2 separate regions of the Mus musculus genome follow, and region 2 is linked to region 1. Evidence: chromatin loops called from intact Hi-C (ENCODE). Cell type or tissue: left cerebral cortex. All regions are shown on one strand. Links, peaks and the distances in the headings refer to the core of each region. The heading gives the core; the rest is flanking DNA.

Region 1 (14,976 bases), core at 2,212-10,211:
TCCTGCTTCTGAGGACCATGATTTCTCAGAGTCTGCGCCCACTTCCTTTGGTGTTCATGTTCATGCAATACTAACCTCTCCTTAGTCCTTAATTCACTCCCAGAGCCATTTGGCCAGGTTTCAGTATGAGGACTTCGCCTCCCCTAGAGCCTGAGACACTAAAATTATCTGATACAATAGAAGTTTAAAAGGGTAATGTTTCACCTTTCAAAATGTTAGACTACTACTTTGAGTATGAAATCAATTTATTAGCAATTAGAATTTTTTCTAAACTATTAGGAAAACTTTCTTATTTTATAAGATCTTAACAAGATTGAAAAGAATTTTATGCCCAGAATCCAACAAGAGTTCTATTTTGGAATTGTACCCAAGTTGCTTATAACTGATCTGACATTGATAAATAAAACAACTTCAAAGCACAAAGCTCAGTGATTGTAAATGTGAAGCTTTTCTTACTAACGTTATGAAATCAGTAAGTATTTTGGGGAGAGTTACTACTTCTTCTGCAGAGTCCCTGCCTCGTGGCAGTACTGTGATACTTATATAGCATGGATACACCATACACACTGCACCACAGCCTTTGGGATGGGTTTGCAGTCCACAAACACTTGTGCGTTTTACACTCTGCCCCTCTGCCCTGCCTTCCCACCTGTCCTCTCAGGCGTTTCTGGATCAAGTCTAGACATCCATATAAACAAATAGTACCAGCTTCTTTTGGGAAATTTATGTTTAATATAGTAGATTATCACAAAGCCTGCGGCACCTGGCTGTGGGAGCTCAGTGAAAAAGCCCAAAGAGGAATGGGAGGCCAGCTCGGTTCTTGGCCATGGTAGTTGTCAGGCTTCCACAAGATGGCACTCATAGATTGGTTTTTATATCCATCCTCAAGAAATGAGCAACTTTGTATACGTAGTCATTTAATATGACTTGTGACCTGTGTTTCAAAATATTTGTAGCTAATTTTGAGTCACTTCTATAGCTTTATAAGAAAACTTTTTTTCTGGAACAAGAGAGATGGGTTCTCCTAGTCCTCCTGATTTGCATAGGAAGAAGTGAGAAATACTGTGAGGGACAATTAAGGTATACTGGTTGCTATGCACTCCAGTGGAGACCCCACAAGGTCCAGTGTAAGAGAGCCATCAGCAAAGGGAAAGCTAGTCTGTGCAACTTATGTCCTTTTAGCTTTTCAGAAGAGCATTGCTGTGTAGATTGGAATCTATAGTCTGAGTCTATCTTGAAATTTTGAGCCTTTCCCTACGAGTGAAAGTTGCCATCTTCAATGAGAAATTTTAGAGTAAACCTATTTTTCTGATATAAAATACGCAAAGCCAGGTGTGGATAGCACTTTTCTGTAGTCTCTATGCATGAGGAAAAAGCAGGAGGATGTCGGATTTGATGCTAGCCTGGATTACACAATGAGTACATGCTCATTAGAGAAGAGCCTAAAGGAAAAGTAACAGTGGTCCATCTCCCTTCCGTTTGGAACAGAGCTAGGCTTTGGTGATGTGCTTAAGAATCTTCATTCCGCCAGGTTGGTGGCGCACACACACCTTTGATTCCACCATCCCAGTATCTCAGCATCCCAGTACTGGAAAGCAGAGGCAGGTAGATCTCTGAGTTCAAGGACAGCCTGGCTTACATAGTGAGTTCCAGGACAGCCAGAAGTATATAAAGAGACCCTGTCTCAAAAGAAAAAATATCAGTATTTTAAAATATGTATATGTATAATATTTAAATTTAAATATAAAGTTAAAATTATCATATGTGTGTGCATGCCTGTGTGTGTGTCTGATGTTTGTATGCATCCTGGCTTTTTTCCCATTTGCTAATATGGCATCACCAAGTAATTTACTTTATCTTTAAGTCTTTGAAAATAAAGTTCTAAAGTGTGCTGGCTCATGGCTATAATCCTAGCCCTTGGCAAGTAGAGGCAGGAAGATTAGAAGTTTAGGCTTATCTTCAGCTACATAGTAAGTTTAAGACTATTTGAGCTACGTGAACCCTTGTCTCAGGACAAAACAAAACAACAGAAGACCAATGAATATTAATGTTAACATGTTTCCAGTAGCTCTTATTTGGTTATGTAGCTCCACACTCTGTTCAAAAGCATGGTTGTTTTGAATCTTTCATTGCCAGTTATGGAGATAAACTTTCTTGTATATTTCTGACTCTGTACTTGGTAATTTCTTTAAGATAGAACTCTGGAAACTGGAGTTGAGGGGAGGTGTCACTGTTGCAGTGGGCACTAATTGATGTTAGCTTGGGAGTAGCATACACCTTAGAGAGTTCATCTTTAGCTCCAAGCGTCCTGTATATGGATTGAGCTATTCTGTGAATTGGGATGGACCCTGTATGCCCTGGCTCTCGTGTTAGTGGCTTTGGGCCCCTTCTTGCTTCCTCCTGTCTACCATTCTTCATTACTATGTTCCCTTCCCTGCTTCTGCAGTCAGTGATTTTTTTTTTTTTTTGGACATAGTTTATTAAAAAAATTTTAATGTAAATTTTTCAATTAAAAACTTTTTTATTTTAAAATAAGGTTATAGATGGATTCTTTTATGAAAATAGATCTGTGTTTAATAACTTGCCATTGTAAAGTGAATGAAGCACACATCCAGGGATTTTCTACCATTTAAGAATACAGCCATAAGTTACTTATTCTTACCCATGTCACGGACGGATCAGATGACAAAATGTGTTTTGTTGAAATAAAGCCCGCTTAATACCCCCATTCTCAGCTCTTAGGAACCCAGCAGGCAGAGACTACTTCAGTTTAGCTTCTTATTTGACCTCTTTAAACATTGAATTCTGATTTACCTTGCTTCCAGGATTTTTTTTCCATTTGTTTATCTTTTAATTTTCTTCACTAGGTCTCATTTAAAATGTACTTTACATTTTTGTATATGGGCTGTTTGTATGTGCATGGGTTCATGTATGACAGACAAGCTCAGGATAGTCCTCTCCTTCTGCTGTGAGAGTCCCTGGGATCCAGCTGGCATGGTGCTAAGTTTCCTCTTCCCACTGAGCCACTGAGCCTTCTCATGGTTTATTAAGGGACACTCCCCAAGAATGGGAGTGAGCAAGTGGAGCCAGGGGAGCAATTTCCCCCAAAGATTTGATAGCTTACTAATTATTATGTATTTGAAACGAATGGGGAGGGGCAGGGGCCCTTCTAGTCACTTGCCTTGAGGGACTAATTGAAGGTCAACCCAAACGTGCTGGAAAATAAGCCTCTTGCTTTTGCATCGAAAAGAAAATAAATGATTCCCCCCTCCCCCACATTGTTGTTGTTTTCAAAAATTGTACAATGGTAATTTTTAGATCTTAAAAAAAATCCATTTTTCTTGAGAGAAATGTGCAAAAAGAGGCTAGAAAGAGGGTGAATCTTGCTAAGACAACACAACATGAGTAATATAAAACTACTTCAGCTTTTATTTTGGATCTAGCTTATTCTTCTGACTCTTGCCAAGTTCCCTATGTTGGACTCTTCCCATCCCAGTCCTGGAGCACAGTGATGGTGATGCCAGCAGACAACCCATGACCCACAGCAGCAGCACCCTTTCCTGCCTCCTGCATGGAGATGCAGTGGTGACCCGCTGAGGCCGCATGCCATTTGACATGCTGGAAAGGCACTGATCACATTTCCTTGTTACTTTATGGCCGTCTCTGATTGGTGGTCCCAATGCTCTGGGTAACTGGACCAAATGGATCATTGTTTTAGAGATAATCAAGATCTGACTTTCTCTATATGGGACTAAGGAATGCTTCTATAACCTAGTTTCTGCGACGTAGGTTGTGGCTTTGCTAATGTATATGTTGCCTTCAAGGCCACTTTTTTTTTTTTAAAGATTTATTTACTTTATTTATGTGAGTACACTGTAGCTTTCTTCAAAGACACCAGAAGAGAGCATCAGATCTTATCACAGATGGTTGTGAGCCACCATGTGGTTGCTGGGAATTGAACTCAGGACCTCTGGAAGAGCAGTCGGTTCTCTTAACCTCTGAGCCATCTCTCCAAGCCCTCAAGGCCACTTTTTATTGTGAAAGGTAGTACATCCTCCAAACTGAACCTAAAACACTTAATTTCCATTTCCTGGGATTTCTCTCCCTTGATGAAAAGGTAACTAGCTGCCTTTCTCTCAATATCACCCATTGCTTTGGGCCTACAGTGAGGCAGATGATCATAGCAGAGAGGGTATGTAAAATCTGTTTTCCTCATGGTGGCTGAGAAAAGATGGGAAGGGGCCAGGGGCAGGTGTAACATCAGGTTGACACCAATTAGTCAGAATTCAAAAAAAAATGACATAGTGAGTGTGACAGTTATCACTGTCAATTAGACACAGCCTAGCCAGGCGTGGTGGCGCACACCTTTAATCCCAGCACTCGGGAGGCAGAGGCAGGCAGATTTCTGAGTTCGAGGCCAACCTGGTCTACAAAGTGAGTGCCAGGACAGCCAGGGCTACAAAGAGAAACCCTGTCTCGAAAACAAAAACAAAACAAAACAAAAAATTAGACACAGCCTGGGAAGCATCCCAATGAGAGTTTGTCCAGATCAGGTTGGCCTGTGGTCAGGGTTGTGGGGGATAATTTTGATTATGACAATCAATGTAGGAAGAACAGTGCCCACTAAGGGCAGCTCCGCTCCCTGGTTTTGCAATCCCGGACTACTTAAAAACGAAGAAAAGTAAGACAAGCACAAAGTAGCATCTTGCACGTGCTCTTGCTGCTTGGACTTTAGATACAAGTAGTTGCTTTCAGTTCCTGATTTAACATTCCTATAATAATGGACCATGTCCTGGAATTATAAGCTAAATAAACTCTATCTCCCCCTTTTAAAAAAATCTGCTGAGTTTATAGTCAGCATTATTTCAAGCACAGTGTGTGGTTCAGGATAATTTTGAGTTGGATTGATTTCCTATATTTTGCTTCTCCAAGGTCTCCCTTGTCAGGCTGCAACATGTTGGGGCACAGTTGGGATCTGACTCCTCAGGTCACCAGGGTATTAAGTCCTGGATAAGAATCAGAAACCAGAGCTAAAGATACGGCTCAGTAGAAGAGTGCTTGCTAGCATACAGTAAGGCCCAGGTTCATTCCCCAGCACAGAACCTCACCATTGAACATACCAGTAAGTAAAACAAAATGAGATAATTCAGAAGTGGTAGGTAGTTCATGCCTGTATTTTGGAACTTGGGAGGCTGAGAAAGGAGAATCACTACAAGTTTGAGGTCAGCTTGGACTCCAGAATGACACCCTGTCTCAGAAAAACAAAAGAAGGGGTCTAGAGAGGTGACTCAGCACTTAAGAGCACTGTCTGTTCTTCCAGAGGACCTGGGTTCTATTCCTATCATTTGCGCGGGAGTTCACACAGGAACTTCAGTTCCAGAAATCCAGTGCGTTCTTCTGGCCTCTGGGCACCCAGCATACAAGTGCTACACAGACATACATGTAGGTAAAACACCTATATACATAATTTTTTTAAAAATGAGTTTAAAACAAAAAATAAAACAGAAAACAACAATAAGAGATTTGAACTTAGCCGTAAGACAATGGGGCTGAGAGAGTTGGAGATTTAGCATATGTGGTTTTAAAGGTGGTGGGCATGAAAGGTTCACTAACAGACTTAACTTTGAAGTTTGCTTTTTTCTCTGTACTCAGTTTATCTATATTGGAGGCTCAGAGAAGAGTGGGCTGATGGCCTTATTCTTCTCCCATTGTCTGCTGGAGGTCTTTGTACTAATCACTTAACTTTTTATACTGATAATATCTAGATTAATGTGCCAAGGGAGAGGCCCCTTGGTCCAAGCATTCTGTACTACATCTACCATTTTAATTAAAGTTTTCACCTTGTAGCACTGGCTGGCCTGGAACTCTGTACAGACTAGGCTGACCTTGGACTCACAGGTCTAGCTGCTTCTGTCCCCAAGAGTTACGATTAAAGGCATTGGGCACGTTTGTTTGTTTGTTTATGTGGTTTGAATATGCTTGGCCAAGGAGTGGCGCTATTAGGATGTGTGGCTTGTTGGAGTGGGTATGGCCTTGAAGGAAATGTGTCACTGTGGGCATGGGCAATAAGACCCTCCTCCTAGCCATGTGAGAGCCAGTCTTCTCTTATCAGCCTTCAGATGAAGAGGTAGAACTCTCAGCTCCTCCTGTACCAGGTCTGCCTGGACATTGCCATGTTCCCACCTTGATGATAATGGACTGAACCTCTGAACCTGTAAGCCAGCCCCAATTAAATGTTGTTCTTATAAGAGTTGACTTGGTCATGGTGTCTGTTTACAGCAGTAAGACCCTAACTAAGACAGTTTGTTTGTTTGTTTGTTTGTTTGTTTGTTTGTTTTGAGAGAGGCTTTCTTTGTATAGCCACAGCTGTCTTAGTACTAGGTCTGTAGACCAGGCTGGCCTCAAACTCACAGAGATCCACCTACCTGTGCCTCCCAAGTGCTGGGATTAAAGGTGTAAGCCATCACCCACCAAATTGAGTACTTTAAAAGGAAGACATTAAACCAAATAGGTAAAAATAGTCTCTGATTAAAAGAACAAAACAAAACAGTTATATGAATGTTGAGAACCCATGGGGCCTCCATGAGCCCTCGATGTGAATAGCTCACAGGGAGCCTGGGAAGGGTTTCTGGCTATGCCAGTGACTTCGTCCTGCTCACCTTTGCGCTTGCTTGGGTACCAGCTAGACAGACATGGACAAAGGTAATGTTTGCATTATTAGCTGTGTAAAGACTCCACTGTGAACGTCATTCCTTCTGACTTAGAAAATGTATTTCCTAATCTGTCCCTGTCAGGCTTCATTCCAGTCCCAAAGAGGATGCTGACGTTTTTCTTTTTGAAACACAGATTTGTACCAATATGCTTAGTTTGAAACTTTTTCACAGTCACCTGGAAAAAGATAGAAGTCTCAAGTTTCTACCAAAAAGCATCGAGTACATTGTTCTGCCCTCTCTTATACAGGGTCTCTTACTGAATCTTCTGCTCTATCCCACTGAAAGCCTTGGTCTAGCGCAATGTCTCTCAAACCAAGACTGCAGTGTTTGGGCCTGGAGGTCTGTAAGCCCACGCCATAGCACATATGGCTTCCTCTAAGCTCTTGGATAAAATGAGCAGGACCAGAGTTGGCTCAGAAAATGAGCAGATGATGGCTTGGGGTTAGCTTTTCTTTTTGAAATGTTGCACAAGTGCAGAGCACTTAGCTGCCGCCCCCCTCTCCAGCCATCAGTAGAGCTTGACCTTGGCCAAGATTTTGCCTCATCCTCTCGGCATTTAAGCATAGAATTGCGTTTCAGCTGTGGAATGCTTAACCAAAAGCACATGCTGTGGTGGCAGGTTCCAAAGAACAAGTTTTGCGAAAGCCCAAAGAGCATTGTTCTCTCAAAACAGCAGCTTCCTCTGGACTGCCCAGCACACCTCACACCAGCGGTGCTTTGACTCGCTTGTACACAGAACTGGGGGTTATTGTTAATACCCTATTGAAGTGCAGTGTAGGTGCCATACATACATTCGAAGAAGACATACATTTGAAGGATATAGCTTGATGAATTTTGACAGATGTGTATGCCCATATAACTGTCACGGGCTAGAATTTAGGCCAGCCTGTTGTGTGTCAGTAGTCCCAGCGTTTGGGAATCCCCCTGTCTACTAAGCAAGTCCCAAGCCAGCCAGGGCCACATACCAAGACCCTCTCTTAAAAGAATATTAAAAAAAATTAATAAAGATTGGCAACATAGCTCAGGGACAGAGAACTTGCCTAGCATGAAGCCCCGGGTTCAATCCCTAGTATGGTTTTTAAAAGGGGACAGGAAGAGGTTTTTTTTGTTTGTTTGTTTGTTTTTTTTTTGTTTTGTTTTGTTTTTCAAGAGAGGGTTTCTCTGTATAGCCCTGGCTGTCCTGGAACTCACTCTGCAGACCAGGCTGGCCTCGAACTCTGAAATCTGCCTGCCTCTGCCTCCCGAGTGCTGGGATTGCCCGGCAACAGGAAGAGTTTTAACCGTCCTTGTGTTACAAACCTCTAGGGACCAGAAGATTATGTATTCACCAAGCTGAGGTCACTAAGACTGTAAGTCTGAGTCAGAGTTGCTGAGGATTTGGTAGTGGAGTCTAAGCATTTCTCTACACTTAGGGATTATAGAACAGTTCATGAAGTTTGATTTTAGTAAGTTATTAACTACAAATAGGTGCTATGTGCACATAGAATAGAATTTTTTATGGGTGTTTTCTTACACATATGTGTGTGTGCCATGTGTATGCCTGGTACCTGCAGAGGAGAGAAGAGGGCTTCAGATGCCTGGGAACTGGAGTTACAAAGGGTTATAAGCCACCATTGAGTGCTGGAAATGGAACCAGGTCCTCTGGAAGAACAGCCAATGCTCTTAATCACTGAAACATCTCTCCAGCTCCTCCTATTCTGTATATGTTTGAAATTTTCCACTAAATTCCCTACATTCTTTAGTAGTAGTTCCCATAGCACATCCACTTATATTCCTGCTAAGTGATGCTTAGCCCCTGAAACCTAAAACCAAGATACAGGCGAGTCTCTACACAGGGTCCTCTCCTGGTCTTCAAAACTAGACATTCTGATTCAATTTACAAACATGCTAACCGGTAGTGGTGCACTCCTTTAATCCCAGCACCTGGAAGGCAGAGGTAGGCAGATCTCTGAGTTCCAGGCCAAGCCCGGTTTACAGAGTGATCACGTTCCAGAACAGCCTGGGCTACACAGAGAAGCCCTGTCTGAAAAATCATAAAAAGAAAAAAGAAAAATTACAAACACGAGCTGGGATAACTTCACTTTCCCAAGCCATCCTTCTCTTTGAACATAGGGTTGACCTCAAATTTATTTTGAAAAGCCAATTTCTCAGGCAAACTGATTTGTACAGTAAGGTCTACACACATAAATCTCATACAACCTTACTGAGCCATATTCCCAGCCTGGCCATAGAGCCCAGGAAGGGGGGGGGGTTCTCTTCCCACCTCCCCCAGGAGGGAAGGAAGCAGGTATGACTTTCTGTGGCCATTTCCACCTCCTGAACTTTGCACTTCCCCTGTGGTAGGTGGTTAGGGGTCAGCTTCAAGTTGACACTTCTGAAGACACTCACACACAGTTTAGGGAAGGGAGTGGCGCTGCTGGTGTCTTCTCAGTTCCCTGGCATCCTCTCCTCCATATGACCACCCCAATCCCTCACTCCTCTAAAACATGCCTGCTGTCAAACAGCCCTCCTGAGTGTGGCCTTACAACAGCCCTCACAGTTGAGCAGCGTCTGCCTTCTGACAAGCTTGAAGGAAGTTTTGGAGGCTCGGAGGCTGTGTTCAGTATGCTAACAGTTGAGTGTGACCTGGTGGCTTAGGGGTGGCAGCGAGATGAAAGGAGAGGTCATTGGAGATAGGGTGGGTTCTTCCCGCTCAACCTGTGGTGGCTGCTGGACTGGTTCCCTCAGCCTTTGGCTCCAGCCTTTTCTGGGCAGGGAAACAGAATAAGGCAAAGTGCCTGGTCTGTTTTAAATAGATTCTGCTTGCTGTAGCCAATAAGCACAACAGCTTGGAAGGTGAGTGACCCTTCCCAACAGATTTATGTTGCTCCAACGCTCTTGCCTCCAGCGCCACTCCAGCGCCTCCTGCCCTCCTCGTTGACCTGACTCCACGGTCTCTCCCCAGGCTTGTCTGGCTTTAGTGCTCTTTACACTTTTATTGGGTTTTGCTCTCTGCTTTGTCTCTCCCTGAAGCTGTTTTTCCTGTGTCCTCTATCTTTCCATCTCTGCTTGTGCCTTTGTGGTCTGCGTCTGCGCTGGCACATACTCATCCCCGTCTGCTGCTGCTTGTCTGATTGTCATAGCTTTTTGTCCTCCTGCCCTCATTCCCCACAGCCTCCTTGGGGGGGGAGGGAGGACAGCCTAGGCCCTCTCGGGCTTGTGTGCAGTTGGTGAGACAGCCGAGAGTCCACTCACTGCAGTGACAGGCTCTGGAACCAGCGGGTTCATCGCTACCAGGACACTCCAGATTGAATATGGATTCTGGGCCCTGTTTACAAGACATAGGAATAACTTGGGGTGTTTAAACTTTGATCTCTAGATTCCTAGTAAGAACTAATTCATAGGGGGAAGCTGATATCTTTAACTTACAGTGCAGGTGATTGGCTGTGGGGATATAGTTAAAGGGGAATTACCCACCTTGAACAGTCTCAGCTGTGGACTAATGACAGTTCCAGACTGGGAAACGGACCTCAGTGATGGCAGCTGTTTCTTGGCCATGTGCCTGTGCAATAAGCGGCACCAAAGAAATCAGAGTAGGACAAAGAAAGACAAGGACAGAAAAGTGATGGCCATTGCCATCTAAGGCTATAGTAAGGAAAGGAGACAGAAGGAGGAGGCTGGGTAAGGAAAGAAGACAGAAGGAGGAGGCTGGGTAAGGGCTCAATAATTAGGAAAACGGATGGGGCGCCAATACAGGTGGAGGGTGGGGGTGACAGGCACAGAAGTTGGTCTGAGATGCAGCAACCTGGCTCTGTCAATGGAGCCACGCACTGCAGGCTGCGGCCAGGGAAAATAGAACCTTTCTCCTTCTCCCCAGTCAACTTTAGCTCTAGTACCTCTTTTTCTTTTATACTTACATCTTCATGTCACATCATCAGAAAACAAAGCAAAAAAGAGGCAATCTGCCTTCGAGAGGAAATAGTAGGGGCCGGTGAATTTATGGTTGGTATGCTTCTCCTTTGCTGACTCTGCTTGTCCAGGAGCTGTGGAGAGGCAGCCCTTTGCTAGAGTGCCTCAGTAGAATCCCTGTGCGGCATGATAGCCCAGTAGAGTGCCTGCAGCCAAGTAGCCAGTAGCAGTGTGCATCCATCAAACGTCTCCAGGCCAACTCCAGGCTGGAGAGTGGGGATGGTCCAGCAGGGGTCCAGTCCCATCACTGGGCTCCTGTTCTCCGGGAACTGAAAGGGAAAAAAGGCACAAAAGTATATGCAGTGCAAGACTTGCTCCCATTCCCATCCCCAGGTGTCCTCCTCAGAGCCATCCCTGAACACCCCAATTTCTGAATTATTATTATTATTTTTTGTCCAGTATCTCCTTTCTAGGTCTGGTATAATCTGAAAGATGTCAAGTTCTTATTTTTCTTCTTCTTCTTTTTTTTTTCATGAGTATTTGTGTTCACATATGTGCAGGTTCACACAGATATCTCTACACATGCATGTCAAGGTGCAAGGTTGATACTGGGAATCTTCTTCAGTGTTCCACCTTGTTCTTCCAGGCAGAGTCTCTCAAACCCAGAACTCCGGGGCTTGCTCCAGGGATCCCAGTTCCTTCCAACACTAGAATTACAGGCAAGCTGCCATGCCCCATCTGGCATTTATGTGGAATCTGGAGCTCTGAAATCCAGCTCTCTTGATTACATTTAACCACTTTAACCACTGAAAATCTTAATCTTCCCATCTCAGGTTCCAGATTCTTGATCAAGTAGAATATTATAAATCATCCAGGTGTGTGTGTGTGTGTGTGTGTGTGTGTGTGTGTGTGTGTGTGTATGTGTAAGATGTTGGGGGAAATCAAAGGACAAAGAAAAGTGCATTCTAGATTAGTGCTAGTAATTCTTTCCAGGACAGGAAATCGTTTAAATACTAAGCAAGTGAAATCTTAAAATGCCAGTCCTAGAAAGGCCATTTTAAGTGCACTTGAGACAAAGAACTGCTCTTCTTTTAAAGACTTATTTCATGTAGGAATGCACTCTACAGATAGTTGTGGGTGCTGGGATTTTACTTTTTTTTGTGTGTGGGGGGGTGGTTTCAGGGCAGGGTTTCTCTGTGTAGCCCTGGCTGTCCTGGAACTTACTCCATAGACCAGGCTGGCCTGGAACTCAGAAATCCACCTGCCTCTGCCTGCCAAGTGTTGGGATTAAAGGCGTGCGCCACCACTGCCTGGCAGGGATTTTAACCTGGGTCCTTTGCAAGAACAATATTACTGCTAACTGGTGAGCCATCTTTCTAAACCTTCCCTTTTGGAGGGTGGGGGTGGGGTGGGGCTAGTTTTAGAGTCACAGCTGTCCTCCTGTCTCAGCCTCTCAAGTGCTGAGATCACCAGTGTGCATTAACACCCACCAACAAAGTCCCATTTTAAATGCAAGAGGCCCAAGTGTGTTACTTCTCCAGGATGACCAGGTTGGTGATGGCAGGTGTCCCACTTCCCAATTGCTACAGCTCCCTCCACTTTTAGGTAGTGGTCTTTGTAAAGATAAATGATTCAGAGATAGAAGGAAATACAATTAGATACAGATTTTATTTTTTTCTCTAGTGAACAATTGTGTGTTACTAATAACTAGTAATTACAGGAAAGAAATCAGTTATTTAAGAAAAGGTATGAAGTCCAATTTTAGTAAACAGACCGCATATATTTCTGCACATATATCCATACACACAGGCACTTGGAGGGGACAGAGACAACAACTACAACAACAACAGACTCTTGTCTGCCTCTTTTGTTGGACTGCAGGCTGAGATCTGGGGCCATGCAGAGGCATAGCACCTCCACTAAGAACTACAGCCTGTGGGTGTGGGAAGCAGAGGCGGGCATTTTCTTGTTGGGGATGAGAGAGAAGTGTCCATGTGGACTAAGGACAGCCTGAGAATGGACACAGGGCAGTGATGCCGAGAGTGATGAGAAGACATGAATAGAAATAGCTGCGGCTGCTGCTTCTGAGCTTCATGCCCCGAGTCCCGACAGCCAGCCCAGCTAGCTGTTTATCACCACCTACCCTGAGGAGACACCCCACGGTTTATAACTACTTATATGCTGATAAAACGGGATGATGCTTTTTAAAAGTCTTTTTTTGCTCTGGCATCAGCTCCAGACACTGTGAGCAATTTCAGCATCCAAACCAGACTGATGAGCCTTCTGATGGCTTTGGAGGTGGCTCCAGTGAGAGAGGACATGCACAACTGTAAACACTGGCTTGTAAAACCCTCACTTTCTCTGAATGCTGAATTCTCAGGCAGCATGGGTCTGGTGTTACACACCTCCCGCATTATCATCATCTTCCTGTAGGGGAATAGAAATTATACTTCAGAATACCTTGGCAATCTTGGCTAGATGAGAGCTCCAAAGTATATACCAAGCCCAGAGTATCCCCATAATTTCTGCTTTTGAGCTTTATGAAGACAGGTGCCATTGGACTAAATGAATGCAGGCCAGGAGTCTGGGCTTCTTCACCTTGCATTCGCTTTCGTCTCAGGCCCGATCCCTTTGACCCTGAACTAAAGTTTGTAAGGCCAAAGGCTAGCAGCTCTTTCCATGTTCCAACTGATAAGAGCCCTGATAAATAAGTATTCCTAAGAGCCTTCATCCAGAGCATGACAGACATAGGAAAAAATGACAGTCCTTCATCCTCACTCAGGGATCCAGAAGCCATCGTTTGTGATGTGCATGGCTTCTCCTCATGCCTAGGTACATAGTAGGCACCCAATACTTTGTGACTGTGTGATGTGTGTGGCCTCTGTGCATGCCTGGGTGCTGGGTACGTGATAACCACTCTGTGCTGAGTTTGTCTCTTAGGCTTCTGAGTTTTCATCTCTACCTGACTGATTCACGCATTCTTCCAGAGATTAGATAGCCCCAGAGAGCGCAGGTTCAACTGAAGATACTTCTCAGCCCTCCCTCCTGAATTCATTTCAGTTCACGATCCCCTTAAACCAGAGGACGTCTCTAGTAGGCAGGAAATTTATGTTATTCTGAAATCCTCTCTCTTACCCACCACCCATGGGCAAATCTTTTGCATCTCCCCTCTTTCTGTCCTGCTCTAGCCACAGTCACTGCCCTAATCCAGGCTAGACACATTGCTGGGAAGGCTACAGTGTTACTGTGATCCTCAATCAGTAGTCTTCAGTCTACTCACTATACCTCATAAGCTGCTAATGTCACACTGGTGTGTTTGTCTTTCCTGAACACGTACAGATTTATTAGGGTACAGAGGATTGTCCCTTGCCCATGGCATCACCACCACTGTCCTTACCATGGTAAAGTAAACTCATGTATACCATTTCCTGTGCTCCCAGACACAGCAAGTCTGCCATCCAAGGCTCAGCTCCCAAACGACTTCAGGATAGTGACGGTGCTCCTCTGTGCTTTTATCGATCCGTATCATCTTATGATTATGTGCCTTTTCCTGCTGTTCATTCAGGGGCCTCTCAGGGGCTAGAACCAAATTTTATTCACTTTTGTATTCTCTAGGACTGGCATGGTAAGTACTCAAGGAAGAAAGGAAGAGTCTAGAAATGCTACCACAACAGGAAAGAAGACACTGGATACACCATCTCAAAAGGCTACTTGACATTGTTATGAGATAGAAAATGGTGGCACGTGGCTAGCCAGACTGTCCCTATTCTTTTATTTGCTCAATTACCAAATCTAGATATTTAGTACATATGTTGAGAGTGTCAGCACTGTACTAGAAACGCACAATACATTACAGAAAGCTCCTGGTTGGGCATTCTGATGGGCCATGTGGTCTCCTGTAAGAATCTTGGTCACTTAGTTCTCTACAGGCTGTGGGAAAGAGGCAAAGGAGAAGGTAGAGTTAGGATGATGGGGGGTTTTAAGAAGGACTTTGTCTCTAGGACTGGTTCTACTGATTACTGGCTTTATTAATGCATTTCTTTTTAAAATGCATCCTTTGCTGTCACTAAAGAATATTTTGACACATTTCTAATTAGCTCAAAACCTCTGCATCCAAATTAATCCCAATGCAACAGCTGGCTCATTTCACAGCTGTTTTATTGTTCCATGAGTTGAGCACCAGAATGGAGGTCATTCTTTCTCTAACTTTTTTTAAAAAAAGATTTATTATTATAAGTAAGTACACTATAGCTGTCTTCTGACACACCAGAAGAGGGCATCAGATTTCATTACGGGTGGTTGTGAGCCACCATGTGGTTGCTGGGATTTGAACTCAGGACCTTCGGAAGAGCAGTTAGTGCTCTTAACCGATGAG
Region 2 (14,516 bases), core at 1-8,000, 220 kb after region 1:
CCAGCAGAGCCTGGAAGAGGCCTAGCACGCGTGAGGCGGTCCTTCCTGTTTCTTCTCATACACCTTCCTGTAGGAGTACCTTTGGCAACGCCTCTCTGTGGGAATTGAGCCTGGAGTTTTGTCCTCTTCCTTTTAAAAAGCTCAGAGCTCTGTTCTTCCCTGTGATAGCTACAGGTTGTGGTTTGAGGCACAAACTATGTTCTATAAAGGATAGAGCAACGTATCTTCCACCAGACCAAGCCAGTACTTAGGAGGAGAAGGACAGTCAACTGCTCCTTCCTGCCACCAGGGTTCTTCGAGGAGTGCATCCGGAATGCAGAGCTGGAGGCCAAGATGCCGGTCATCATGAAGAACTCCGTGTACATCCATAAGGCAGCCACTCGCCGCATCAAAAGCTGCCGATTCCACCGCCGCCGGTCCAGTACTTCCTGGAATGACAGTGAGCACCCCCTGTCCCCCGGTGGGAGACAAGGCAGGAAGCGGGCAAGTTAGAGAACAAGTAGACAAGGCTGGACAGTATGTCCTTGAACGTGGCTCAACCAGCCTGGGGGCAGGAAGGACCAAGAGAAACTCAGCAGCATGTAGGACTGGGATGAGGGAGGAAGGGTGGGCTCAGCATGGGGGGGATGCTATTCATGGGCAACGGGTTCTCATCTCTACAGTGAAGCCATCCCAGTCCTTCATGACCTCCCAGCTAGAAGCCAACAACATAGAGGAGCTGAAGGAGGTAGCCAAGCGGCTAAGCAGAGACCAGCGCTTCCGGGAATCCATCTATCACATCATGGCTACCCAGCCTGGGGCCTCTGCACTTCCCCGGGGAGGAAAGTAATGGGAACTCCTACTCCGGCCTCCTATCTTTCCTTGGTGGGGCAGCAGGGAGGTCTGACGCCCCTGGGTCTTCTCCACCAGAGCACTGCTGGGTGTGAGGGGGCACCCTCATTCTCGAAGGAGGCGATACCCCCTCTGCCTCACCCAGAGCCCTGACCTTGGAGGTCAGAAGAGAATATTGGGTTCCCTACAACTGGAGTCGTGGATGGTTGTAAGCTACCGTGTGGGTGCTGGAAATCAAACCTGGGTCTCCTGGAAGAGCAACAAGTGCTCTTAACCACTGAGCCATCTCTCCATGCCCGAGCCCTGACTTTGGGTCTACCCTAGGTGAGGTGGGTCCACACTGGGTGCTACCTAGTTGCCATGATGAGGCCTGGCTCTGTGTGGTATATCTGTTGGTCAAGAAGATAAATTGTCTGTTCCATGAGGACTGAATAGTTCCTCTGGTACCTACCATACCCCTCGGTGACTCTACTGTGCTGACCCTGGTCACATAACACCCCCTAACTCTCTCTTCGTTCCTGATCCTCCAGTACAACATTTGTCCATGCCCTGCACTTATTCCATGTTCTTGGAGAGGGAAAAGGAGGCTCTAAGATATAACCCCAGGTTCACAGCACCCCACACCCTCTCTGCAGTATTCCTGGGGGCTGTCCTGGCTGTAAGGCCACCCAGGCCTCCTATTCACAAATGGGTTTCTCCATATATAGCTCCAGCAACCTGCTGGAGGGTGCAGGAGAAGTGTGGGATCCCACTTTGTTCTTTTCCAGCCCCGATTGAGAGTCCTTGACCCCAGGGTTTCCCAAAGTCCGCACAGCCAGATCTGGAAGAAGCTCCGGTGTTACCCACAGTCAGGCCTGTTGTGACCCTGCTGCCCTGAGAGCGCAGAGGTCTGTCTCTCTCCCAGCTGGCTCACCTTGCTGCCTCCTCTCCCTGCAGCAGACTCACTCAGTGGACCAATGCAGCCAGGAACCCACCACATGGGAACATGGGCCTGTGGGGAACTAGTAGCCATTGTTTGGTAGAGCATTGTCAGAGTGACACTGTAACACCAGCCTGCGGGTTTTATGGAAGACCACTACCCTTCAGGAGGCCAAGGACTGAGGCGTGTGCTCCTTATCTGTGACAGTCTTTTGGGGCCCATCCCTCAGAAGCTGCCTGAGTCTATCAGTCTCGACAAACAAGACTTGGGGAGGGGGCGGAGATGTGGACAGTGGTTAAGAGCACTTGTTTCTCTCTTTCGGGGCACCCAGACTTGGTTCCCAGCACCCACATGGTAGCTCAAAACCAACCATATGTGACTTCATTTGCCAGGAGATCCAACACCTTCTCCTGACCTTCACAGGCACCGGGCACTCACATGGTACATGTACATACATGCAGACAAAACATCCATACACTTACATCTTTTTTTTTTTTAAAGACCCTTTAAAAGGGGGCAGGGTGCTAAGACAGTGCTAGATCAAAGGCATCCATTTTCTGTCCAGAAGACTGAAGCATCTTGAGGAAGGGACGGAAGTAGCCCCGTGGAAGAACCCTTGTCAAGATCTGAGCTGCCCTCTTCTCCGTGGTCCCTTCTTGGTGAGGGTGGTCTTAGGTAGGGTGTTTTGGAATCAGTGTGTCCGAATGTAAATATAAAGCTATAAATGTGTATAAACCTGCATAAACCCAGAGCTTGTCTGCAAAATATGAATGTGGAATGGACTTTGAAATGAAGAGGCATAAAACTAGATTACTGGTTTCCTTTGTTTTTAAAGAATTAATAATGGCTTGCTCTAGGAGGAAATTTCAAATGCATTTGGTGTTCCTGGTCAAACTATTAACCTGAGGCCTGGGCTTCAAGCAAACAAGGCAATACTCTACCAACAGAACTAGTACATACCAAGCCCAGTGAATTATGAAGGATGGAAACTCCCTTTGTAGACCAGGTCTGCCTGCCTCTGGCTCCTGAGTGTGGGGATTAAGGGCCTGTGCTGCTGCTGTGACCACCATCACGGGATAGGTTCCCGCTCTCAATGACAATTGAGTTGGTTTGGGTTTTGATTTTCTAAGGCAGGGCTTTTCTATGTAGCCCTGGCTGTCCTGGAACACAGAGATCTACCTGCAGAGTGCTGGGATTAAAAGTATGTGCTACCACTGTAATTACATTTTAACACGAATCTGAGAGTAGACAGACTCACATCTCAGCAGTACTTTCTGAGGACAAGCACCAATTCCCTAGTTCATTTTCTCTTCTTCTCACCCTGTACTTTCTATGTTTCAGGCAAGCCTAGGTTACCTCTAATCATATCTAACAGCAGATACACACACAAACGTGCGTGCACACCAGCCAGCATCCTTGTATGAAAATATGGAAGCCTGGAATTACTTACTGGAAACAAATTGACGTGATATATAACATTAATATTATATAATACGTTCTAAAGGTAACTCTTAATTATTGGCCAATTAATTGTGTTACTTCCTGGCAGTGCTTTCGAAACAGGCAGTGGAGTCATTCCTAGAGATGTGCTGCCCCCTGCAGGCCACCCATGGAATTGTATCATCCTGTCCTGCATGTTCCAGCTGAAAACCCCACAGCTTACCTCCTGTGACTGACTTCTTAATAATTAACTGAAAACTATGTGTTTCCACTGTGAGGTCCTGGATGCCTCCATGTTATAAAACCATCAGGGTTTTCCTCTGACTTGAGTATAGAACAAAGGCACAGCCTGAAAGAGACAATGTGCCTGTTAGCTTCAACACTCACACCAGGACTGGACGGTCTTCCCAGCTCTGTTTCATAATCAGGAGAGGCAGAAATGAGTTACTGGATTTCTGCTGTTCGGATAGTTTCCTGCAGAAGTGAGTTACTGTTATTCAGTTAGTTTCCCGGCTGAGGAGGTGTGTCGTGCAGGCTGCCCTGGTGTTTACCATTTCCCAGAATACCCAGAGGCTCCCCATGTATTTGCCTATCATGAATGTCCCCGTGAGGAAGGGCCGCTTGCCTCTAATGCCTTCCCACAGTTTAATGCTTTTCTTGTTTCTGTGACCAATTACCAGGTATGGAACAAGAAACGGATTATTTTGGCTTGCTGTGCGAGACCCTTATGGTGGGGATGCCATGGCAACGGAAGCTTGAGACGTCTGGTTGTGATGGTGTCACCTCAAATGAGAGTCTTCCTCTTGGGGCGATCTTTGCCCAGGACAATCACAATTGGAATTCTCCACTTCTTTCCCTGTGTCTATAGTCCGTCCATAAGGGCTTTTCTCTATGTTTATTGAAAAGCACAGAAACATGGTATAGGAAGGACTGAGGGAACTTTTGACTTCCTTCCTTCCTCCCTCCCTCCCTCCCTCCCTCCCTCCCTCCCTCCCTCCGTTCCTTCCTTCCTTTCTTCCTTTCTTTTTTCTTTTTTCTTTTTTCTTTTTGAGACAGGGTTTCTCTGTGTAGCCCTGGCTGTCCTGGAACTCCCTTTGTAGATCAGGCTGGCCTCGAAATTTGCCTGCCTCTGCCTCCCAAGTGCTGGGATTAAAGGAGTGTGTCACCACCGCCCGGCTAAGATTTTATTTATTTTCTGTATATGAGTACAATGTAGCTGTCTTCAGACACACCAGAAAAGGGCATCAGAACTCATTACAGATGGTTGTGAGCCACCATGTGGTTGCTGGGAATTGAACTCAGAACCTCAGGAAGAGCAGTCAGTGCTCTTAAGTGCTGAGCCACGACTTGTATTTTTTTTAAGCTAGAGTTTACAAGGGAAGAATTTAGTTTATTGAACCCCAATGACCCAGAATAGCACTCAAAACTGCAAACAGATGTCACCAACCTATATCCACATGTTGTTCCCAACATTTATGTTGGACAACTAAATAATTGTTTCTGGTGCTGCCGCTTTTTATCTGATTTAACTAGTGTCTCTGTCTCTCTGTCTCTCTCTCTCTCTCTGTCTCTCTGTCTGTCTCTGTCTCTCTCTCTCTCTGTCTCTCTCTCTCTCTGTCTCTCTCTCTCTCTGTCTCTCATACACACCCACATTGTTCTGGGTCAGGACAAGTCAAACAGGAGAGGGAAGGAATGTGGTCCGAGAGCAAAGCCATGCATTCAGTTTAGCTTGTAAAAGTGGGTTAGGGTTATAGGGCAAGTCCACAGCCTTAAGAGGGCTACACTGGCTTCTTAGAGCAGGATGAACAGGCTGAATACACAGTGTGAAACAGGTTGAGTGCATAGCTTTATGTGGTCTTATTATTAACTTGGTTACAAGGGCAGCAAAAGTTCAGTCTCTGAAGACAAGAGTGTTTTCAGAGGCTGGGCAGCGCTGGCCCACGCCTTTAATTCCAGCACTTGGGAGGCAGAGGTAGAGGCAGAGGCAGGCGGATTTCTGAGTTCGAGGCCAGCCTGGTCTACAGAGTGTGTTCCAGGACAGCCAGGGCTACACAGAGAAACCCTGTCTCAAAAAACAAAAAAACAAACAAAACAAAACAAACAAACAAACAAAAAATAGAGAGTGTTTTCAGAGGAAGCTGTTCCCACAGCTGTCCCACTGCCTTTGTAGCAGCAGGAAGCAGGGAGCCAAGGATGCTACTGTTTAGTATTGATTGATGTTGGTCCTATGGTGGAATAGAGATAGAGAAACTCACCAAGATGCTAAGCCATCATTTTTCCAAAGGACCAGAGGGGTCAGCCTTCTTGGAAAAGGCTGACACCCAGCTAGCTCACTCCAGTTACTTTATTCAAACATTATACAAAAAGTTAATCTGGACTGAGAAAGGTTCCAGCTACCAAGGTTATCTTGCTCTTGCTTCCCGTGAGAACCGATAACCCACACAGATCTCAGTCCCTTTTGTCCATGGCTAGCCATAATCAAAAGTAAGAACTCAAGGTTTACCAGGAGTGCCTTAGGACCAAGACTGGCGCAGCTGCAAGTTCCCACATGGCAGCAAGTGCAGATACGCCAGAGAGACATTTCTTCAAGGTTCAAACCCTCTCCAATTTCTCAGTCTCTACTGATTGACCCAAACATTGCAAAGGGTTTGCTGAAACATTTCACAGCCAGACACAAAGACCTTACTATTCATATCGCTGTAGTTTGGCTCTATACATTCAGGTCCAGACTCCAGCCTCTAGAACGGCCCCACCCACATTTCAGGTGGATCTTCCAACCTCCATGAATTAATATAGATCATCTCAAACAGACACCATCAGAGGTTTGTTTCCATGGGGATTCTAAATCCCAGCAAGTTGACAAGATAAACCAACATACCTCCCAAAGACATGTTAAAGAAAGCAAGAGACTTTGGAAAGCACAAATGTTCCAGCCGAGGAACCTGTCTCAATTTCTGGAAAGAGGCAATACTCTCAAACCATTAATCACAGTTTAGCCTGACTTGGGCAGTCTGTTTGGAGGACAAATACATGCCCCAGTCTCAGGAACAGCCTAGGGTGTCAGGTGTGATCTAACCAGACAGCAGCTGGTAAACTACTAGGCAAAGCAGTTGGTCAGGGAGCCCTGTGCCCCTGCCAGAGGAAAGCTCCTCAGATCTTCAACCATCTGCAGAGTCTCCTCAAAGTCAGAAGCCCCACAGCTCTGACTCAGGAAAGAGATAATGGCTTCTCTCACCCCACTTCTTGTGAAGGGGTAGAGCAGTAAGCCTTTGAGGGAGGATCAAGAGGATGATTCAGCCTGGTAGAAAGAGAAAGCCACTCCATCCAGTGGGGTTGAACGAAGGTCCTTCAAAAGTTTAGGGCACACACCAAGCCCAGGAATTCTGAGATAGAGCTTAATAAAGCAAAGTCCTTGGTGGCTGTCCCTGTATCCCCCCACAGTTGGAAATGCAACCTGTTCTGTGTCTCTGTGGCTTTGCTTAGGGGCTGATCAAGGGGAAGCCAAGGTGACTTGGCTACTCAGAGACAGAAGCCATCTCGGGCTCCAGGGCACCACCCAGGAGACAAAGAGAGAACTACAGTTTGGAATCATGGTCCTAGGGGACCTGACACCTGCTAATCCTGCTCTGAGCATTCAACCCATGCCTGTTACCCTGTCCCAGCCATGGCTGGTGGGCTTGGGGTGTCTTTTTTTTTTTTTTTTTTTTTTTTTTGGTTTTTTTGAGACAGGGTTTCTCTTTATAGCTCTGGCTGTCCTGGAACTCACTCTGTAGACCAGGCTGGCCTCGAACTCAGAAATCTGCCTGCCTCTGCCTCCCGAGTGCTGGGATTAAAGGCGTGTGCCACCACGCCTGGCACTGGCTTGGGGTGTCTTAAAGGAGACTTTGTCCTTTGCCAAGCAGCAGTTGAGCTGACAAGACCTCAGGAGGACCTTGCCTCTCTCCCTACTTCTGTGGAGAGGTGGCCCTGATAGAGAAGGCAAAGCCTCTGCTGGTCACTTGCTGGCCATGTGGCATTGGAGAGCCACTCTTTATAATGATTTCTGTATCTATGTATGTTTATAATTGCAGGAGAGAAGTCTCTTTACTCTCATAAGGTCACGTAGATGACTATGGAGACTCCCATAATCCAGGATTTTTCTGCTCTGTAGCCTGTGACTGCCACTAGAGGTCAGGAGAGCCAGGCCCTCTAGGAGGATGCTCTGGTTAGTTGAACTAAGTGCCACACTGTCCTCTAACTTATCTGAAAAGTTTGAGCCAGGTGTGGTGGCACACGCCTTTAGTCTTAGCACTGGGCAGGCAGAAGCAGGTGGATCTCTGTGAGTTTGAGGCCAGCCTGGTCTACAGAGTGAGTTTCAGAACAGCTAGGGCTACACAGTGAAACACTGTTTCAAATCAATTATTTAGTTAATTAATTTTGGCCTTGAGATGAGAACAGGAAAGACAAGGAAAAAATAATCAATGGAAATGCCCATTGCTGCCTTCACCCCATGTCTGAGGCTGTGTGCCTATCTTTATTCAGTCAGCATTTATTGTGATTCTCTGGCGTGGAGTTGCACACCTCCATTGTCTTTTATTGGGCTTTTTATTGAGGTAAAATATGCGATCAAAATTTATCACTTGAGCCGGGCAATGGTCATTCATGCATGCCTTTAATCCCAGCACTCAGGAGGCAGAGGCAGGCTGATTTCTGAGTTCGAAGCCAGCCTGGCCTACAGAGTGAGTTCCAGGACAACCAGGGCTACACAGAGAAACCCTGTCTTATTTGAACCCCTTTTCTTTATTTTTGCTTTCTTCTTTTTCTTTTCTTTTTTTCTCTTGTCTTGTCTTGTCTTGTCTTGTCTTGTCTTGTCTTTTTGGTCTTTCAAGACAGGGTTTCTCTGTGTAGCCCTGGTTGTCCTTGAACTTGCCCTGTAGTAGATCAGGCTGGTCTCAAACTCAGAGATCTGCCCTCCTCTGTCTCTTGGGCATTTGAACCATTTCTACACATGTGACTTAGTGATGTTAAATATATTTACATTGTTGCGCAATCCGTTTCCAGAATGCTTCATTTGGCAAACCTCAGAACCCGTTAAGAGATGATCCCTGGCCCCACTCCCTGTGCTGGCAAACTCCATTCTACTTCCTGTGTCTACGGCAACTTTAGACACAGACCCAGGAAGTGGAACAAGGCAGTATTTGTCATTCTCTTTACATGTTTGTTTATTTATTGAGTGCTGTACAGCACACATGTGGAGGTCAGAGGTTAACTTGTTGGAACCAGTTCTGTCCTCCACCATGTGGGTTTCTGGGATTAAACACAAATCTTTGTCGATCTCTGTGTTTGCTCCCACTGATGAGCTGTCTTGTGAGCCAATTTTTGTTTGTTTGTCTTGTTAAAGATTTATTTTATTTTGTGTGTGCGGCTGCTTTGCCTGCACGTATGTGCGTACAGTATGCGCATGCGTGGTGTCTGAAAGGTGCCAGGAGAAGGCATTGGATCTCCTGGAACTTGAGTTACAGATGGTTGAGAGCTACCATGTGGGCATTGGGAACTAAGCCAGGGTCTTTTGCAAGAGCACCCAATGTTCTTAACCAGATTTTTTTCCCCACTAGCTTACTTCATTAGCATAGATAGCATCCTCGAGGTTCAACGGTGTGTCAGGATTTCTTTCCTTAAATAATATCCTATCACTTTAAAAAAATAAAAGCGAATTGAAATATTATTCTGACGAGTTGTTGGCCAATGGAGGGGGCCCTGTCTGTCTCACAGGTCAAAGGTTCGCTGCCCAGTTCCTACCCTTCTTTTCTTTAGGATTTCCTTCACTCTGGCTTCCTGCAGTTTAGGTAGGGATGCTTGGATGTCCACTACCGTCTTCTTCCCAGCAGATGGCAACATGCTGCAGATTCTGGTGGGAAAGTGAGCTGGGGCTCCGGCAGCAGGGGGAGGGCGGGCTTTGTGACTGCACAGCGCTGCGTGATTGGCCTGGGCTGATCTGTAGGTCATTCCTTCCTTTAGGATAGAAAACAAAGGCTCTGCTTTGACCGTCGTATACCTAGCACATTATAAACCGGACCCTTTCACACTGGTTTCTAGTTTGTGGTCTCACAACATCCCTTTCCTGGGTTTATATAATAAGGTCCATAGTGGCTAAGAACTTGCCCGAGATCACATGACTTGGAAATGGAAGTTCAGGCCCTTGCGCTCAAGGCCAGTGTTCTTTGTAGCACATCCTGGAAAATATAACATGTATTGGAACATCATTATGACACGCGTGACTGTGGATGCTCTTTTCAACTCACCCCCAGTTCTGGTCTAGATTGGAGCTTCCCATCCCTGGAGATGCTTCTCAGGAAACAAACAGTGGCGCATGCCTTTAATCCCAGCACTTGGGAGGCAGAGGCAGGTGGATTTCTGAGTTCAAGGCCAGCCTGGCCTACAAAATGAGTTCCAGGACAGCCAGAGCTACACAGAGAAACCCTGTCTTGAGAGAGAGAGAGAGAGAGAGAGAGAGAGAGAGAGAGAGAGCAGCCACATTCACCCCGCCACGGTGGTGGGGGGGAGGCGTTTGTCCTAATTGTGTTGGGGGTGCTCGAGGCAAGAGGGCGTAGGGCAGAAGTCTACTTACCATTTGTTGTGGGCACAGAGTGTTAAGACGGTAAGTATTGTGAATTTGTCAGGCATATGATATAATTGAAGGAGAAATACCTTCAAATTCAAAGTAATGAGCCCCTCAACAAAGTGGCTAAGTGGTCCTGGGCCTGCCATCCAGGGTGAAGACCCAGGATGCTACCTTCTACTAAGCATTTGGTAATGAATTGAATGAATTGATGGTTGAAGGCTGGCACAATAAAACCCACTTTTTCCTTTCATTAACAGAAGAAAATAATTACCACATTTCTCATTTGGAAATTCCATTGTGGCCTCCGGCTTTGCCTAGAGTTTGCTTCTGATGAATGATTATCTATGCAAAGAGGGAACATTTGGGTTCAATTTTAAAGAGACCTTTTATGAGATAGTTGCTTTAGAGTGTGGCTGTGAGGGCTGAGGTTGTGGCTCAGCTGGTAGGGGGCTTGCCTAGCATGCCCACAGCCCCGAGTTCAAATCCCCAGTATGGTATAAACCAGAAGTGGGTGTGTGTGGCTGCTATCTCACTCAGAAAGTAGAAGCAGGAGAACCAGAAACCCGAGGCCACCCTCAGCTGCCTGACAAGATCGAGGCTGGCCTGGAACAAACCCGAGAACTTGTTCATAAAACAAGCAATAACAAAGTAAGTATGGAGGTAAAAGAAACCCTTAGGAAGGTGGCCATTGCTCTTCTTATAGATTTGTGCGCTGCAGCTTTCCAAATATATACTGAAATCATACATTCAGTCCTGTATTTCATGATCTAAACCAACAAAAATATTGTCCATATTGTTCAATTAGCATTCTACACAAACCCATTGTTGTTTGATGGCCATTCTCTGCCTTTTATAGCCACCTGTCAATTCCTGTCATCTCCTTCTTTGAAGATTTAATATTTTTATTTTATCTGTCAGGTAGGGGTGTGTGTGTGTGTGAGTGTGTGTGTGTGTGTGTGTGTGTGTGTGAGTGTGTGTGTGTGTGTGAGTGTGTGTGTGTGTGAGTGTGTGTGTGAGTGTGTGTGTGTGAGTGTGTGTGTGTGAGTGTGTGTGTGTGAGTGTGTGTGTGTGAGTGTGTGTGTGTGTGTGAGTGTGTGTGTGTGAGTGTGTGTGTGAGTGTGTGTGTGTGAGTGTGTGTGTGTGTGTGTGAGTGTGTGTGTGTGTGTGTGTGTGTGTGTGTGTGAATGCCATCTCATGTGGGTGCCTGCAATGTCAGAAGAAGGCATTGGCTTCCTCGGAGTTGGAGTTACAGGCAGCTCTGAGCCACCCAGCGTGGGCGCTGGGGACATGACTCTGCTCCTCTGTAGAAGCAGCGAGCATCCTGAGCCACTGAGCCACCGAACTAGCCTCTCGCCACTTTTTTTTAAAGGTTTATTTATTTATTATATGTAAGTACACTGTAGCTGACTTCAGAGACTCCAGAAAAGGGCATCAGATCTCGTTACGGATGGTTGTGAGCCACCATATGGTTGCTGGGATTTGAACTCATGACCTTTGGAAGAGCAGTCAGTGTTCTTAACTGCTGAGCCATCTTACCAGCCCTCGACACTCTTTTAAAATCAAAATCCTTTGAAGGAGCCAAGTGTGGTGGCACATACTTGCAATCCCAGCACTGGGAGGGTGAAGCAGGAGGATTTCTGTAAGTTTAAGGCTAGCCTGGGTTTCTTAGAGAGTGCTAGCCCAGCTGGAGCTATATAGTAAGACCTTGTCTCAGAACAGAAAAACAAGAATCATGTGAGGAACATTCTCTTGTTGTTTTGTTTTTATTCTTTTGTTTTTGTTTTTGAGAAAGGGTTTTACTGTAGCCCCGGCTATCCTGCAATTCACTCTACAGGCCCGGCAGGCCTTGTTTAGGAGTGGTACTAAAGCTATTTTGCAGTCAAATGTTTGGTGACTACTCATGGGTACCACTCACCACTTGGTTGCTTCTCTCACAGGGATAGAATCTTGGTTGACTTCCAAGCATTCACCCCTAGAGGAAGGTGAACTCGATTCCAGCTCAATGACACATCCTAATTGAGCCAATGTAATCATGGAAATTATTCTTCTCTGCTGGAGATAGTGCTTTGGGGGGAGGCACATGGCGACGAGGATGCCAAAGAACCAAGTCTGCCAGAGGACTCCTGGGAAAGCAAGCCATAGGAAAGCTACAGTCCCTTCCCTCCACTGACTCTGCCCTATCTACCTATCACACTTGGGTCCATGAAGAAAAGTGACCTGAGGACCATGACAGTGCATGCAGGACAGCCAAACAGGGGTGGAGCCTTGGTCCCCCTCCCCCCAGAATTGCTGAGTTACTGATGTCGTTCCCACATCTAAGGGCTCTGGCCCTAAAATAGTCAAAAAGCATTTTTCAACCACAGATTAGAAACGAGACATCCACTCATTCCTTCAATGAATATTCATTGAGGATCAAAAGCATATTTTTGAGAGTTCTGGCCCATTTCCCCTGCAATTCAGTCTCTAAAATTGGAATCTCCTTTGAGACACTCAACATGGGTGCTGGGAACTGAGCTCAGGTCCTCTGGAGCAGCAAATGCCTTAATCTCTGAACCATCTCTTTAAGCCCTAGAATTGGAGTGTAATGAGAAGAGATTTAAGTGTTTAACCTTGAACATTAATAGAAAAAGACTCTTGGGGAAAAGAAAACTACACCCAATGTAGGCTTCTCCAGAGTCATGGCTGTTTTAATAATAGTCATATGCCAGGTGTCTTTAATCCCAGAACTGGGGAGACAGTGGCAGGCACAGATCTGAGTTTGAGGCCATCCTGGTCTACAGAGCCAGTTGCAGGTCAGCCAGGGCTACACAAAGAAACCCTGTCTTGAAAAAAAATATACAAAGAAACAAACAAAAAGGAAGAAAGAAACAAAGGAAGAAAAGACAGTTCTAAGTGAAGATTTTATGTTATAATTTAATTGCCAGTACTTTGATTTCTTATGGGTACATCAAAACAGTATGTCGTGTCCTCTCTGGTGTCTTGGGCTGGATGGTACATATATGTTCTATAGGCTGAACACTGTTACAGTGCCGGAGTTAGCCATGCGTAAATGAGGCCACGCCCAAGTTAACTGTACAGAGCCCTTTACATGGCATCCAGAGACCTGTGCAACAGTCACTTTTCAATGATCAACCTTAGGTTTCCAGGGTTACTGCTGGGGTCTACATCTCCAGTTGCTCATAAGGATTGTTCCTGTTTGTTGTGCCTGGAAGTGGCCCAGAGCACTGCTGTTCTCATTTCATTGGTTGAAGCTCTCCCACATCTTTTTTTGCAGGGGAGTTTGGGAAATGTAGTCTGGCTGAGGGACACTGATGGATGCAAGTGACAGCTGTGATGCACGTCGTAAGCAACTCCTCGGAGCGGAACCGTCCCAACAGCCCGGAATGGTCCAGAGGCGAGAAAACCTCAACCTGTTTATCTTGTTGGTCTCTTTGGGGGTTCGTGTCCTGAATGAGATGCTTGAGGCTCACAAAACTGGCTCTAGGTGGCTGACAATGCTTATCATAAACCAGGAATCGCTTCTGGGGACATCTTTGGGTGGAAGAGGGTTTTCAGAAGTGCAGCGGAAGCTGGGTCCTAACCAGCTGGCTCCACCCACTCTGCTGGCTCAGAGGGGCTTGTGAGAGATGCCCGTTGTTTGTTCAGTGCAGTGTTGTTTTAGTCGGCCTGCCCCAGCATGGAGAACAGAGTGGTCCTGCCAATAGTCCACTGAGACAGTCCCTTCTCCCAGTTTTCCCAAGACTAGCAGCTCCAAACTCTAACACTCCAGCCTATCTGCTCAGCTCCGATCAGCTTCTTATCTGTCCTTAACAATGTTTTCTGTACCAACTGCCTCTTCTCTCTCTGTGTTAGCCCAGTCCCCTTTCTTAGCCTCAGTTGGCTTTGTTATACCCTGTCCTGTTCCCAGCAATCCAAGAGGAAACCAACACTGAGGGTCATAGGGTCAAGTAGTTCTAACACCTAAGAAAAAATTTAAAGGCCAGTTGACTAGCAACTGGGGATCCTTCAAAGGGCTAGGTGCACAGGATAAATCACACTGAACTGCCCCACCCTCCCCAGTGTTTCGATTACAAGTATTGTCACCAGTCAGTGAATACTCCCTGAATGAATGACAGTGACCTCGTCTTTGTTCAGGTTTACCATGTTTCATCTATTTTTGTTTTGTTTTGTTTTAGACAGGGTCTGACTATATAGCCCCTGCTGGCCTGGAACTCACAGAATTCCAGTTGCCTCTGTCACCCAAAGACTTGCCTGGCCCATAAGCTGCTTGTTTAAAACTTGTTCCCCCTCCTTCTGAGCCCCTTCATGTGTTTGTACACATGGACATGGATACATATACATGTGCATACATACACACATGCATATACACACATGCAGACATACATGCATACATACACACACGTATGATGGGGCTGATCTTTTGTGCATAAAATGGGATAAAATGTGAATCAGAGCTCAATAACAAAGACCTGCTTGCTATAAGCACCAACTTCTCTGGGAAGGAGGAATGCTGGCTTGGGGACATCCTCGCCAGTGTGCCAGCTCTGTGTGCATTCTTTGTTGACAGTAGCCTGTCAGTTTCAGGAGGTGCCCCCTTTCCAGATGTGGCAACACAGTTTTGGCTTCTTGGCCTCAGGGCAGCTCTCTGGAAAGGTCCTTTCTGCTCCTCTCTTGCTCATTAATGGGACCATCGTTCCAGACTCCCCTGGCCTGCTGCTGACCTGC

The links. Peaks named below come from ENCODE experiments on the same cell type or tissue, not always from the same donor. Only the 100,000 strongest peaks of a DNase experiment are listed, where the experiment ranks them.
Region 2: it touches region 1 in a loop (3-fold over the local background); 7 of 42 quality-filtered maps call a loop at or near these places.

Annotation. Positions count from the first base shown.
Region 1 is chr12:80,497,700-80,512,675 of GRCm38, forward strand. It overlaps Gm26777 (a long non-coding RNA gene), which reads right to left. Exons shown (of 5, transcript XR_381753.4): 3 at 10,610-14,180; 4 at 10,170-10,254; 5 at 9,452-10,020. It overlaps 2310002D06Rik (RIKEN cDNA 2310002D06 gene), which reads left to right and starts at 9,507. Exons shown (of 3, transcript NR_045490.1): 1 at 9,507-9,548. Exd2 (exonuclease 3'-5' domain containing 2) reads left to right here. Exons shown (of 9, transcript NM_133798.3): 9 at 1-436. In left cerebral cortex, for the core only: no CTCF peak of the experiment used is centred there; DNase peaks (open chromatin) are centred at 7,070 and 9,422.
Region 2 is chr12:80,721,657-80,736,172 of GRCm38, forward strand. It overlaps Plekhd1 (pleckstrin homology domain containing, family D (with coiled-coil domains) member 1), which reads left to right. Exons shown (of 13, transcript NM_001177503.1): 12 at 290-439; 13 at 663-2,560. The coding sequence ends at 829. Among named protein-coding and RNA genes, the nearest start is that of Gm51986, 9.5 kb to the left of the region's middle. In left cerebral cortex, for the core only: CTCF peaks have their summits at 3,360 (motif pointing left), 6,743 and 7,359 (motif pointing right); DNase peaks (open chromatin) are centred at 3,355 and 7,341.